Regions from separate parts of the Homo sapiens genome. Here region 2 is linked to region 1. A link is a contact called in ENCODE Hi-C data. All regions are on one chromosome and are shown on one strand. The core of a region is the stretch at or near the end of the contact, and the rest is flanking DNA. Distances in the headings are between cores, read along the strand shown.

Region 1 (6,854 bases), core at 1,896-4,395:
AAATTGGAGGAGGGAAAGTGCCGGCCATCCCCAGAAGCCTGCCAAGAGGAGCTCAACCCCCCATGCCCGCCCCAGTGTGAGCCCCTTTCCGGTGCCAGCACCCACGTGTGTGCCCGCCGCATGTGCATATGTGTGTGCCCTGGAGAGGTCGGGCTGACGCAGCCCCGCGCAAGCAGGAGGAAGCAGGCTTCTCATGGGTTGCCTGGAGTGATAGGGTAATCAAACCAGATGACATTGGAAGCCTCTTCCGTTTAAGTCCTTGCCTCAGATGACCTGAAATCGTTCAGAATGTGTTTCAAAGCCCTGAGGTAGGGAACGTAGAGCCTTTGGTGCACCAAATATGTTTCTTGGAGGTAACTTGGCCCCTAGCTTCTCCTGGCCTAGAGGTCTTTGAGTGAAGCGGGAAGGTGAGATTGAGTTAATGGCAGTCTTATTTCTTAAAAAAAAAGTTAAGCATATAGGCTTTGCGGGATTTGGGTTGGAGAAGCATGAAAATTGAACTGGGAGTGGGGAGAGGGGCTGCTCCTTGGTCTTCGTCCTGACAGCCGGCCCGGGGGTCTCTCTGGGAGGCTGCCCAGTGGAGCCTGGAGTCACAGCCTGGATGCGAGCAGGGCTGCCCGGGACTCCTGCTGGGACCGAGATTCCTGCCTCAGGGCTGCTGACTCCCTAGTCTGCCGTGTGCTTCCATCATCTCCCCAGGCTCCATCCTGCCTTCTGTGTGAAGCTGGAGCGTGCAAGGGAGGCACAGTTGTGCTTCCATCGGGGGCTGCACGCGGCCCGTGCATGTCCTTTCTTTTTTAGTTGTATTTTTACGGCTGGGTTTCAAAATCTCTTCTTTCTTCCTCTTCCCTCACTTTTACAGTCACCAAAAGCAGATCCCCCTGTAGTGGCTGCAGGAGACCTCACTGGATCCTAGGAAGGATGCCGCTGCCCAGTGCTCAGGGGCTCGGGGGCCCTGGCCACCCCCCCTGACCTGCCCATACTCTGTTGTTCCCCTGCCAATGGCTTCTCTGGGAGTGCAGCAGGCACGGTCACAGCAAGGTCCTCTCAAGGCCCTCCGCATTGCACCAGGGCCAGGCTACCCTGCACGTTCTCCTTCCTTTTGGAGCTCACGGGCGTGTTATTTTACGCAGTGAGACCATCAATTTCACTGGCCGCTTGTCAGCTTATTTACAACGCAGACCCCAGCTGCTCGGAGAACTCTGCTCCCTCGCAGCCCTGGGCTCACGGCTCCCCTAAATTTCAAATGGACTTCTCTGTCTGGGCCATTTATTTAGATTAGAAGCAAGAGAGGGCCACGTTCAGGGCTCTCTGCAACCAAATTGAACGCACAGCCCTGTTCGTGGCTCTCCCCGGCCCCAGAGCTTCACACAAGGGACTTGCTCTCCAGTTTTATGAACAAGCTTCTTTTCCAATCCCATTTCTTACCTCGGATCCACAATTGCTAGGGTTTATGCAAGAGCCATTAGGTGGACTTTCTGCAAAAGTCTCTGCATTTCCAAAGAAACCAGGAACTGAATGAGCCGTGTTTGAGCACACATGCAGACAGACAGGCAGACACACAGGCAGGCGGACAGACAGGAAGATAGGCAGGCAAACAGACAGGAAGACAGACAGGCAGGCAGACAGACAGGCAGGCGGACAGACAGGAAGACAGACAGGCAGGCGGACAGACAGGCAGACAGACAGACAGGCAAACAGGCAGGAAGGCAGACAGACAGGTAGATGGACAGATGGATGGACAGACAGGCAGACAGACAGGCAGGGCAGACAAGCAGGAAGGAAGATAGGCAGGTGGACAGACAGATGGACAGACAGGCAGGCAGACAGGCAGACAGACAGGCAGGGCAGACAGGCAGGAAGGCAGATAGATAGATAGGTAGGCAGACAGACAGATGGACAGACAGGCAGACAGACAGGCAGGGCAGACAGGCAAGAAGGCAGACAGACAGGCAGGTGGACAGACAGATGGACAGACAGGCAGGCAGACAGACAGGCAGACAGACAAGCAGATGGACAGGCAGGAAGGCAGATAGACAGACTGGCAAGCAGGCAGACTGGCAGGCAGACAGACAGTCAGGCAGGCAGACAGATTGGGCTGCCTCAACATGCCAGAGGGGCACATGGCCCCAGCTGGGTGGGAAGCCTCTGGCTGGGCAGAGCCTGAATGCTCAGACTGGCAGGTGCTTTGCATCCGGGCTGGAGACGCAGAGTCCAGTGTGTCCTTTCTCAGCAGTCAGTCAGCCTCAAAAGCATGGCGGTCCCAGGGCCAGGCACCACCATTCCAGTCTAAGGATGTGTCAGGGTGGGGGATGTGAGAAAATGCATTGGAGGGTGTAAAATCCCTCCTTTCTGGGAGATTGTGTGGGACACGTCGGGTAGGGGGGCACCCAAGCATCTCCAACCCTGCTGCCGAAAGGGCTCCATCCTCGGCCTTATTCTTGTGTGAGTTCACAGGCCGAGTCAAACAAAACTGCAGCGCCGCCCAGGGCAGGCTTTGTGGATGGCCAGTCCAAGCCAGGGCGCTGCCTGTCACTGGGCTGTGGGAGGAGACGCTGGGACCCGGGTGCCCGGAGGCAGCTCAGCTGACCCGGGCAGGAGCAGGGGCTCCCAGAGAAGAAGCCCACAGGCCAGGCCCCTGGGATCAGGAGCAGAGAAGGCTGAGGGTCACTTCGGGGAGCTCAGGGACTTCGATCACCAATGCTTCTTTTCCTGTCTACTGTTGAAGAGGCCAGAGTGAGCCTGGCCTCCGGCAAAGGTTGGAAGGTTCAGGAATTGAGTGGATGAAGCCTTAGGGCAGCACCAGGGAAGTTTGCTGGGACGAAGTGGGATGGGGATATGCCTCGGCCAGGCGTGGGAGAGGAGTGCCCTTCTCCCAGGACTGCCTCCCGTTCTCTAGGGGACCCATTTTCAGACTTGCTAGGTTTTACCAGGCAGCCTGGGGAGTTGGGGGAGACTCGCAGGCTCTGAGATTCCAAGGACAGTTTCTCACGGCCGCAGCCCCTGCACGTGGGGAATGCTGAGCTCCTGGGCCCGGCAGCAGCACCCGGAAGGTGTGGGACTGAAGCTTCCTGCCTTGGGGAGGCCCCTGCGGGTGTGTTGATGGCAGGTCAGACTCCCTCGCCAGGCTTTTGTGATAGCAAACACCAGCCCAGGCCCCTCCTGTACAGGGCAGCACCGTGCCGAGAAGGCCGAGCCACACAGCCCCTCCCGGTCTGGGAGGCCAGGACTCCCGAGTGTCACCAGGCACGTCCCCATCCATGTGACAAGGGCATGTGACCAGTATGCTGCTCTGGAGCGGGCCACCGGCACCGGTCGGGGCGGGGTGGGGCCTCTCGGAGTCCTGTCCTCTGTGGGAACGAAGGCCACTGTGCTTAGAACAGCCACACCCACTCCGGGTGAACAAACCCTGCCCCATCCTGGTGCCTCCACAGAGGCTCCCACAGAGGCCCTGGCCTGGTCTCCAGCTGCTACCAGGCCCCCCCGGCCAGGATCCTGCTGCAGTGGGTAGACTTTCTGTGTGCTGTGCCATGGGCATCATGGAGCTTGCTTTGTTTTCAAAATATGAAAACGCATGATCATATAAACAGAATGTTCAAGTGCGTGTGTGCCTGTGGGATCAGATGAGCACCGCTGCGGGCGTTCTGATGACCAAGAGCACACACAAGTGTGCACACACAGGCATGGCACACACGCACATGCCAAGCACCCACGTGCAACTGAAAACCATGCAGTCAGGGTTCCCTTCACCGTCGCCCAGCCCAGCCGGGTGCCTCTCAGTAAGCCAGTCCCAGCCCCCCGCCGGATGCCCCCCAGGGAGGAGGCTGTCTTCACAGAGGCAGCGCACGTGCATCTACAGAGCTCATGGGGTTCCTCCTTAGCTCATCCCCAGCTCCCCCTCTTCGTTTCAGGCATGATTTTCTTGCTGCTCAATGCACATGTCGCTCAGGCCCCCTAGTTCTCAGCCCCGCTCTCTAAAAATGGGAGAGAACAACCCTCCCTTTCCCTGCCTGCAGGGTCACCACGTGTGGCTGTGAAGGTCACTCCCAGCCCAAGGGCCCCACACTGAGGGGAACCCTCCACACGCAGCCCTCCTCGATCGCTCATTATGACGACTTTCCAGCCGCAAGGGGCCTTGCTCTGATAAACTCAGGGTGTTAGAGTCCTGCTCTGCCTGATGCCGTGGAGGCCAGATGGAGGAAGGGGGTCTCATCCCAACTTCCCCACGTGCACGGTGCAGGCCGGCAGCAGCCCTGCCCACCCTGGGGGAATAAAGATAAACCGAGCCCGGGAGCTGGCAGTGCCCAAAGGGGCCAGTGTGGTCTTTGTGTCCTTAATAGAGGAGGCAGCCAACAAGTGGCAACATCCAGGGCAGCCCCCAAGCCCTCCATGAATGGACTGGCAAACTGAGGCTCCAAGTGAGGTGGGGCCTGCCCAGGGGCCCCCAGCCACCTCGAGGGGTGGAGGAGGAAGGTCACAGGGAGCTGGTCTGGGAGCTGGTCTGTGGAGCCCCTCCGGCTGGGAAACTGGCCTTGCCGAGTGTCTTTCCATGGAGCAAGGCCGCCCTCTGGAGGCTGCAAGGAGCATGTCGCCCTCCGGCTGCAGACCTGCCGGCCCCGCGGCCTGGGGGCCAGGGAGACCCAGACAACAGAGGGCAGGAGACGCCGGAGGGTCGGGCGCACCGCCTGCCCAGGGGACACGGGGCACACTCCAGGGGGATCCACCAGCCAGCCACAGAACAGTAGGAGGGTGAACGCCTGCTTGCTTTTTTTTTTTTTTTTTTTTGAGATGGAGTCTCGCTCTGTCGCCCAGGCTGGAGTGCGGTGGCGTGATCTTGGCTCACTGCAAGCTCCGCCTCCCGGGTTCACGCCATTCTCCTGCCTCAGCCTCCAGAGTAGCTGGGACTACAGGCGCCCACCACCACGACTGGCTGATTTTTTTGTATTTTTAGTAGAGACGGGGTTTCACCATGTCAGCCAGGATGGTCTCGATCTCCTGACCTCGTGATCCACCCGCCTTGGCCTCCCAAAGTGCTGTGATTATAGGCGTGAACCCCTGCTTCTTGAAGCCGGGGCTGTTTCTAGGGACAGCTTCCCCAGGATGCCTTTGGCTCTGCAGCTGGGAGATCCAGCAACCTCCGGGACACGGCGGGGCAAAGCTGTGCACGGGGCACGGGGCAGGGGCGCGGGCTCCCTTCCCCCCACCCTCTGTGGCCCGGCCTGCCATGCAGAGCCGGGGCCTGCACTGAGGAGCGCGTGTGCCCCTTCCAGGTGTAAGTACTGCGACCGCTCCTTCAGCATCTCTTCGAACCTCCAGCGGCACGTCCGGAACATCCACAACAAGGAGAAGCCTTTCAAGTGCCACCTGTGCAACCGCTGCTTCGGGCAGCAGACCAACCTGGACCGGCACCTCAAGAAGCACGAGCACGAGAACGCACCAGGTGGGCCACGCGGGGTGGGGCAGCCCCCAGAGCACCCACACGGGCAGGCCCCACAGAGGGGGAGGGGGAACAGCAGGGGAGTGGGCGCCGGGCAGGGAAGAGGGCCACAGACTACCCCTCAGGAAGCCAACAGGCACCCCTCAAACCGTGGTCATTAAAGAGAACCTCGTGCTCTCCGGTGTCCCTAAGAAACCTGCCTCCCTAACAGCACCCCAGGTGTACCCCGTTCGCGGTTGGTTTGCCCCACGGAGGGAGGGGTCCAGCGAGAGGCCGCCCCCTGATGCTCCCGCCCCTCCGCAGTGAGCCAGCACCCCGGGGTCCTCACGAACCACCTGGGGACCAGCGCGTCCTCTCCCACCTCAGAGTCGGACAACCACGCACTTTTAGACGAGAAAGAAGACTCTTATTTCTCGGAAATCAGAAACTTTATTGCCAATAGTGAGATGAACCAAGCATCAACGCGAACAGAGAAACGGTAAGAAAACTATCGCGGGCTGGGGAAAGTCTGGACCCGGCCAACAGCCCTGCGTGGCCACCCTCAGAGGACATGCACCTCCACCCCAGCACCAGCCCCTAACACATCCAGATAGGCGCAGTGGGGGCCTCACCACAGAGGGTGAGGCCCCTGGGCTCTGGGAACCTGGGGAAGCTGCGCTGTCTGCCTCAGTTCCTCCACCTGGAGAGTCATGAGAGTAAGCACCCCTGGGCTTATGACCTCACTGTTAACATATGTGTGTGCAAAACACTAGCCAGGTGACCGAGCCGGGCACAAGTTCAGCTGTGCCGCTGACACTCAAGGACATTTTGATTTAATCTGAGGCACTAAAGATTTCCAAACCAAAATGCTGCACCTTTATACACACATGTACACACATACACATGTGTACACATGCACGCACACACATGCACACATAGGTATGCCCCGTGTACATGTACACATTCACATGCACATATGCACACAGAGATGCACGTTTGTATACATGTGTATACATATGCCATTGATGAATCCTCACTTGTTCCTCACCTGGCCTTGCTCTGGGAGCTGCAGTTTAGGGGATCGTGCCTGGGGACAGGGCAGGACGTGCCTGGGGACAGGGCTGTGGTCTGGGCATGGGCAGTCCAGGAACTGTGTGCTCTGCCCTTTGCGTGCAGGTCCCCAAATACGGGCATGCACGTGCACTCATGCACACACGTGTACATAACATGTGCGTGCATAAACATGCCTGCCTAGATCTACACACACGCATATGCACACATGCAAGTACATGCACATGGACAGTGTGTGCACATACACATGCGTGACGGACAGCCGTGTGCGTACACCTAGAGACACATGTACACGCATGGGCGCACGTGCGTCTAGACACACAGCAGCAGAACGATGGTGGAATTCGGATCCAGGAATGTCGGCGCA
Region 2 (6,854 bases), core at 1,109-3,608, 900 kb before region 1:
GGAAAACAGCTTGCCAGAACACAGGGCAGGTGAGCTTTCCTAGATCCAGACACAGGCAAGGGAAGAGGAAATGGGAGAAGCCTGCTTTTAAACAACACTGTTGACAAGCACTTTGGCTTTGAGGGTTCCTGGGTTGAAGACACCCCACCCTGAGCGTGGCCTCCCAGCAGCTCGGTCAGGAGTAACAAACAAAAGGTCTCTCAGTATCAGTCAACAGGTCCTCTTAAGAACCAGAGACACAGGACCCAGACGCAGGGAGAAACTTTGAAGAGGGGAAATAAATACCAGCACTAAACAGACCTCTTAGAGTATCCTTCTACCAAGAAACCCCCTGGGCTCAGCCTGGAGAACAGGCTGGTACTCCAGGGCCCTCTAGGGCTGCGACAGCCCTTCCTGGACAGCCCCAGCTCTGCGGCTTCACTGGCCTCTCGGGGCCACACAGAACATCCACGGTGAGCCCTGTTCTCCTGGCCATTCCCCAAGTGACTTATGCAGGTCAACTGCAATTGCATTTCAGAAACATTTAATCCCGACTTGCTTCCAGTAACAGAATCCCCCAGTGTAAGGGCAGCAGAACCTTGCAGAGCACACGCTCTACCGGGCCTCAAGGTCTCAGAAGGCTGGGAAGCATGGCTGGGGAGCCTCTGGTGAGGCCTGCGGTAGACAATCCCCTAGGCTAGGGCTGCAAGCTCAGCACCTGCAGCCCAATAACCAGTCAGTCCCAAGTCCTATCAGCGGTCCCTAAAGATGCTACTCACACGTTCTCATACCTGGCACCAGGCCACACCCCCTAAGAAGCATTGCCTCCCATAAGCTCACTGAAAGGTGGGAGCCAGGACCTATAGCTACTTCCATTCTCATCGCCCCCCACTTCCCTAGAGGACACCCTTCCCTGGCTGGACATCTCAGAGAGATGATGACACCAACAACCCCGAGGACACCACAGCAGCAAACATGTCAGATGCACCAGGAGCACACAGCTCAGAGGGAATGGCCTGGGTCTCTCTGAGTCCCAGCTTTTCCAGGGAGGTGGGAAGCAGTCAGCGGCAGGCCCATTCATCCCAGTATTTACTGGGCGGCAAAGACAGGTTGGGCATCCTTTTCGGGGGCTGGGGCTACAAGACACACCGCTGCTCTTGTGGGATTCACACACAAGCAGACTCAGCCTACGACCGAGATGAGTGCTAAGAGGGAGAGGTATGTGAAGCCGCAGCGGCTATTCAAGGGGGGTTTCTCCAGGTGAAGCTGCCCCCAGGAAGCCCTCATGCCTGAAACATGGGCAGAGTAGGAGAGCAGGGAGTGGCTGGTTCAAATCCTGGTTCTGCCACTTTCTAGCCCGATGACCCTGGGCAAATTAGTTCACCTTTCTGGGGCTTGGTATCCTCATCTGCGAAAAGGGAGTAATTCGCGTTCCTCCCCTAGAGGTGGCTGGGAGGTGTCCGGGAGTCAGGAGCGTGGGAAAAAGGTCTAGAACAGAGCCTGGCCCGCCGTCATTACTGAGAGCACAGCCATCAGGCAGGAGGGTCTGCAGCGGACCCTGGAGAGGCCAGGGCAGAAGTGCAGGCCGCCTTAAAGGCCACGGAAGGCACGGGTGGCTTTTAAACCAGAGGCACGAGTTCCCAGGTCCCACGTCCACGGCCGCCTGAACTCACGCCCGGCGTCCACTCTCCAGAGAGCGGGGCCTGTGCACGGACTGTCCGGCCCGCGGGCCACAGCTGGCCACGCCGCGGGAACGCGCGGCCTTTTCGGGGCCACTCTGCCAAGGGCTTCCCGCCGAGCTCGTCCTCGTCTCGACCAGAACTAAGGACCCCAAATCTCAGGCCAGCCACCAGCCAAGCGGCGGAGCCGGGGCGCCCAGATGCCGATGTGGCCGAAGACATAAAATTCCGCCGACCCTCCCACCTCGCGGCGGGTAACGCTGGACCCCGGCCCCCAGCCACCCAGGACGGCCGCGCGAACTACCAGGCCCGGCAGGCCCCGCTCTGGTCCCTGCGGCGCCTGCCGGTAGCTGTAGTCCGGCCGTCGCCCCGAGCCCGCGCATCAGCGACCCTGCGGACTACAAGGCCCGTGAGGCTGTGCGCGGGCCCGCGGACTACAAGGCCCGTGAGGCTGTGCGCGAGGCCCGCGCCCCCGCCCTTCGTCCTTCCCGCCGCCCCCGCTCGCCGGCCCACCGCCGGCGCCCCGCCCGCCCCCGCAGCCCGCGCCCGGCGCCCGGCCTGCGGCTACCTATGTCGATGGCGAAGCGCTTGGCGTTCTCCAGGTTGCGGAAGATCTCGTCGGGGGGCAGCGTGATGCTCTTGTCCAGACTGTCCCCGCTGCTCCCGCTGCCGCTCGCTCCACACTCCGCCATTTTGAAAGTGCCCGGCCAGCTCATCAGCCATGGAGATATATGCGCATATATTTGACTGCCAAACGCCCCCTCGCATAGATTATGTTAATGAGGCGCCGGCCCCGCCCCTTCCCTCCCCCACCCCCGGCCTCTGAGGTCTCGGCCGCTACAGGGCGAGCTAGGGCCAGTGCTGGGCAGGGGTCCGAGAGGCCCGGGGCTGCGGGCGGGCGGGCGGTTATCCTCCAGAGATCGCGCATCAGCACAGAACATCTGGACTGATGTTCTTTTACCGCGCTGTCCACAGGCTTAACTCAAGTGCTCTGAGCCCTGCTGAGGGAGGCCGCAGAGGCCGCCCACCTGCTTCTAAGGGGGCACGTGGGTCTGCAGACTGTCAGAGAGCCCTGCCCTTCAGCGAGTGCCTGCTGTAAGCTTGGCCCTGCACGCCAGGGCGAATGTGATGCGCTCTTTGCTAGGGTGACTCAATCCTGGCTTCCCAGGGGCGTGGGACTTTCAATGTTAAAAGTCCCATGCAAACCAGAGGAGTGGGGAACCCTGCCCCACCTGGGAGGAGCCCCAGCCTGGCATGCACCTGCGGGTAGGGAAGATGTGTGCTGTAATGGCGATCCGTGGAAAGTGCTGTGGTCGGGGGAAGCCAGGCAGGCTGCCTGTGGGCAAGACAGGTGCCTGGGAGGCTGCAGGAACAAGCCTTGGAAGCAGCTGGAGCCAGGACAGGGGTATAGGTGGGGCAGGCCAGGGTTCCAGGGTGAGTGGCTGGGAAGCCCTGCTGGCATGAAGAGATGCGTCTTCTCCAGAGGCTCTGGGCGCCTTGGGAAAAAGCCCAGTGTTGGAAGCAGACAGATCAGCCCCTCCCGGGTAACCCGGGGTCATTACTGCATGTCTCTGGCCCTCAGCCTCTGTCTGCACGTGGAGAATGCCACCAGCTGCCTGGCAGGGCTCCTGGGAGCACAGGCCTGTGGGGCGGCACAAACTCCAGGGATAATGCATCTGTGTGCGCAGGGCAAGCCTTCAGGGAGGAGGCATCCTTGCCTGTGTCTTCCAAGGGGGTGGGTGTGTGGCTCTGGAGGGGGAGCCTGCCCCAGGGAGGCCTGGGTGGAAGAGTGGAGCACACCCCAGGCGGCTTAGACCTCTGGCAGCTCAGACCCCTGGCAGCATGGTGTGCCATGGGCCAGGCTGGCAGGAGGTGCCCTCCATGAGGGGCGCCCACCTGTGTGCCCACTGAACATGCGGGAAACATGCAGGTGAATGGGGGCCTTCCCTGTCCTCTGCCCACCATACCCCGGGGCTCGGTAGGGACCACTGGCAGGCACTGGGTTGGTCTGGTGGGGGGACCCTGTCTAGACTGCCTGTGGAGTAGCCAGAAAGGGGCTGAAGGCTGAGCGGAGCGAGAGGGGCTGAGCAGGAAGGAGCAGGCAGGGCAGGCCCACACACGGGGCTACCATTCAGCGGGGGTGGGAATGCGGCCCACTCCGGCCCAATCCTTGCTGGATGGATTTTGCCCCTTGGGAGCTGGTCCCTGGGAGCCACAGGCCTCAGTTCTTGCAGACTCAGCCAACACCCTGTGGCCTGCCTAAAAATACATGCCCTTTCTGAGGCAAGGGATGGCCCCGTGCAGGCTCCTGCCAGGACTGCCAGATCCTGCCTTGGCACGGTGGCCAGCGGGCAGGTGTCCCCGGAGCCCATGCCAGGACTGGCGCTGCAGGCCGTGGGAGTGTGCAGCAGCAACTCGGGGCAAATGTTTTCTCCTGTTTGGCCCAGGGCCAAGCCCCTTTGGCTGTAGCAACAGATCTACTGCGGGCTGTGGCCCTGGGTCGCCTCTCAGTGGACACAGCCTAAGGTCCTGCGCTGTCACCTTGCCCCACCCCTACCTTCCGGAAGCTAGTGAAAGGCCTGGGCGGGGGGAGACCCAGGGCTCCGACCATGTCCACCCCTCCAGCCCACCTCCCCCTGCCCCTGCCCCTCACCTGCTTTCCCTCCATCCCTCCCTCCCCCTGTTCTTCCGGAGCAAGGACCCCACCCTTCTTCCGGGGTCCAGGGGGCCACTGGCAGGGGTCCCTCCCTGCTTAACTGCTACCATGGCCCTGCCCATTCCCCTTCACCCCTGCAGACCCGCTCCATGGCTGCCAAGGACAGGCGTGAGGCACAGCAGACGACACTGTGTTGGGGGCTGAACAATCAGATTTTATTATGGCGGCTTCGGAGCAGTCCCGTGGCTTCCACGTGACTGAGAGTTCAATTTCTGAGTACAAAGTCGTGCCCACACGCATCCACCCACACAGAGGAATCCTTTAAGGATCATAGTGGAGGCACCCACCCTCCCCAGACAGCCCACCGTGAGCCCCAGCCAGACCACCAGGCACACTCAGGAGCCTTTTGGCCATGGCCCTCAGGGTCCTGGACGCCCGTCCGGGGTGATCACTGTTTCCTATGAGGATACAGCTCGAGTTCGGCCTTCACAAAAGGCAAATGTGCCCGCGGCACAGCCCGCCTGCCAGGGGTACGCCCAGCAGCTACGGGCCCTGAAGAAAGTCCTCTACAGGCTGGGGGCAGCAGTGTGCGAGCCCCGGCACTACAAATATCATAGAACCCCGGGCGGCCGGGGACTTCCCAGAAGTCACTTGCTTAAATGCAAACACAGAACAACCCCATGGGGTCAGACACTTGGCAGAAGATGGGCCCTGATTGTCCTAAAACGGCAGGGACTCTGCACACACATTCTCTGAGAATGGGGCTCCTGCGGGCCGGCCAGCTTGGGGCCAGAGCCTTCCGGAGAAGGGCGCGTCCAAGCCCGGGGCGGACGACGGCGGGAAGGCGCTTCCCTACAGGCGAGAGGAGCAGGCTCGCCCTCTGGTCGTCGGGCCGCGCGCCCGCAGGTCCCGCCGGGTCACCAGGGCCGCCAGAGGCCGCAGGCGGGCTGGTGCGCGGCGGCGGCGGCGGCGGTGGCCTTGGCGGAGAGCGCGGGCGGGGGCGCGGCGCCCGGCGCCTTGGGCTCCTTGGCGGGCGCGGCGGGCGCGGCCGGGGGCCGCTGGAAGTGGTACAGCAGCTTCATCTGCGTGTCGCTGGCGGCGTGGAGCGTCAGGAACTGCACGGCCTCCTGCAGGCACCACGAGTAGCCTTCGCTGTAGTCCTGGTGCAGGCTCTTGGGGCCGGCGGCGGCGACGAAGGCTGCGGGGAGACGCGGCGGCGGTGAGCGGGCGGCGGGGCGCGGGGGAGCCGGGGCGCGGTGGGAACTCGGGGCGCGGGGGGCCCGGGCGCGCTCACCTTTGCTGTGCTTCAGGTAGCTGACAGCCATCTCCAGGATGTCGGCCTTCTCCAGCTTGGAGTTGGGCTGGTGCCGCGCGAACTCCTGCTCCAGCAGCAGCTTCAGCTGCTCGATGCTGCTGTTGATGCGGTCGCGGCGCATCTTCTCCACCACCGGCTTCCGCAGCTGCGGGAGGAGGGGGTGTCAGGCTGGCCCGGCACGGCGCAGGGACCCCCGAGGACCGGAGGCCGCGGGGACAGCGCGCCGGGCGAGTCTGGTACTTACTCGGTTTTTCTCTTTGGGGCTGAGCAGCTCCACGGCCACAGTGCTGGGGGCCATGCCTGGCGCGGAACAGGCGACGAGGCGACGCGGGGAGGCCGGGCGAGACGAGGCGAGCGGGCGCGGGCAAGGCCAAGCGCGTCCCGGGCTGGCGCGGACACCGGCCCCGCGCGCCGACGCCCTATATAGGCGCGGGCGGCGGCCTGGCGCCTGGAGTCCGGGCGCCGCGGCCGTTCCCACACTCCGCGGCCAATGGCCGGGCGGGCCGCACAAAGGCGCCGGCCCATTAGCGCACGCTAAATTGCCTGTGAATTGGCGCGGGCACAATGGGCGCTCCCCAAGGAGCAGGTGGGCCGCGCGGCACAATGTCCGGGCTGTGGGAACGCGCTCGCCCTCATTAGCATCCCGGGGCCTGATGCCGGGAGCCCCGCGCCTCAATATGCTGCCTTTTCCCAGGCCGCCAAACGGGAGGGGGGCAGGAAGGAGGGCCCCCTCCCCCGCCCTCCCCTCCGCTCCCCTCCCCTGCCTCTCCCCAGCGGCTTCCCACTGCTGGCTGGCAGAGGCCGTAGGAGCAGATAAGGGAAAAACTGTAGAATGAACAAGTGCCACGGCTTCCTGGGGGATGGGCACCTTCCCTGACTGGGACCTGCTGCCCCTCCAGGGGAGGGGGACAGAGGGGGCGACGCTCTTAGGATCAGTCCTACGTGCCTATATTACAAGCCCCCTGACTGTCACCTGGGACTCCTGACTTCTCCAGACCTAGAAAATGGGCCTTGTGCCTTCCTGGCTGGGCTCCGGGCAGCTCCAGGAAGCTGGGGCCCGTGCTCCACGTGGAGCCCGGCACCCGGCAGCTCTCCCCGCGGAGCCGGGCACCCGGCAGCTCTCCCCGCTTCCTGCACCCTGTCCTCCCAGGAGCACTGTAACCCACAGCAGCACTGGGGCTGCTCCACGAGCTGGCAGGTGTCCCTCAGGGGCCTCTCCCCACCC

Evidence for each region. Hi-C counts contacts between places; a loop is a spot of excess contacts on that map. Pooled maps may share reads with other maps.
Region 2: a loop to region 1 is called in a pooled map, with 5 times the contacts of the local background. The contact joins the promoter of PANK4 here to the enhancer-like site in region 1. A Hi-C loop is called at or near these places in 6 of 50 pooled maps.

The regions. Positions count from the first base shown.
Region 1 is chr1:3,420,311-3,427,164 of GRCh38, forward strand. It overlaps PRDM16 (PR/SET domain 16), which reads left to right. Exons shown (of 17, transcript NM_022114.4): 13 at 5,271-5,440; 14 at 5,741-5,915. Among named protein-coding and RNA genes, the nearest start is that of ARHGEF16, 31 kb to the right of the region's middle. RefSeq lists an enhancer at 354-854. Within about 2 kb of position 3,146, at least 10 of the 41 ENCODE cell types and tissues checked have a DNase peak (open chromatin) inside an H3K27ac peak, as active enhancers do.
Region 2 is chr1:2,524,238-2,531,091 of GRCh38, forward strand. It overlaps PANK4 (pantothenate kinase 4 (inactive)), which reads right to left and starts at 2,359. Exons shown (of 19, transcript NM_018216.4): 1 at 2,227-2,359. The coding sequence starts at 2,350. HES5 (hes family bHLH transcription factor 5) reads right to left here and starts at 6,026. Exons shown (of 3, transcript NM_001010926.4): 1 at 5,874-6,026; 2 at 5,609-5,774; 3 at 4,508-5,512. The coding sequence starts at 5,927. The coding sequence ends at 5,232. RefSeq lists enhancers at 2,386-3,106, 3,828-4,548, 4,549-5,268, 5,783-6,286.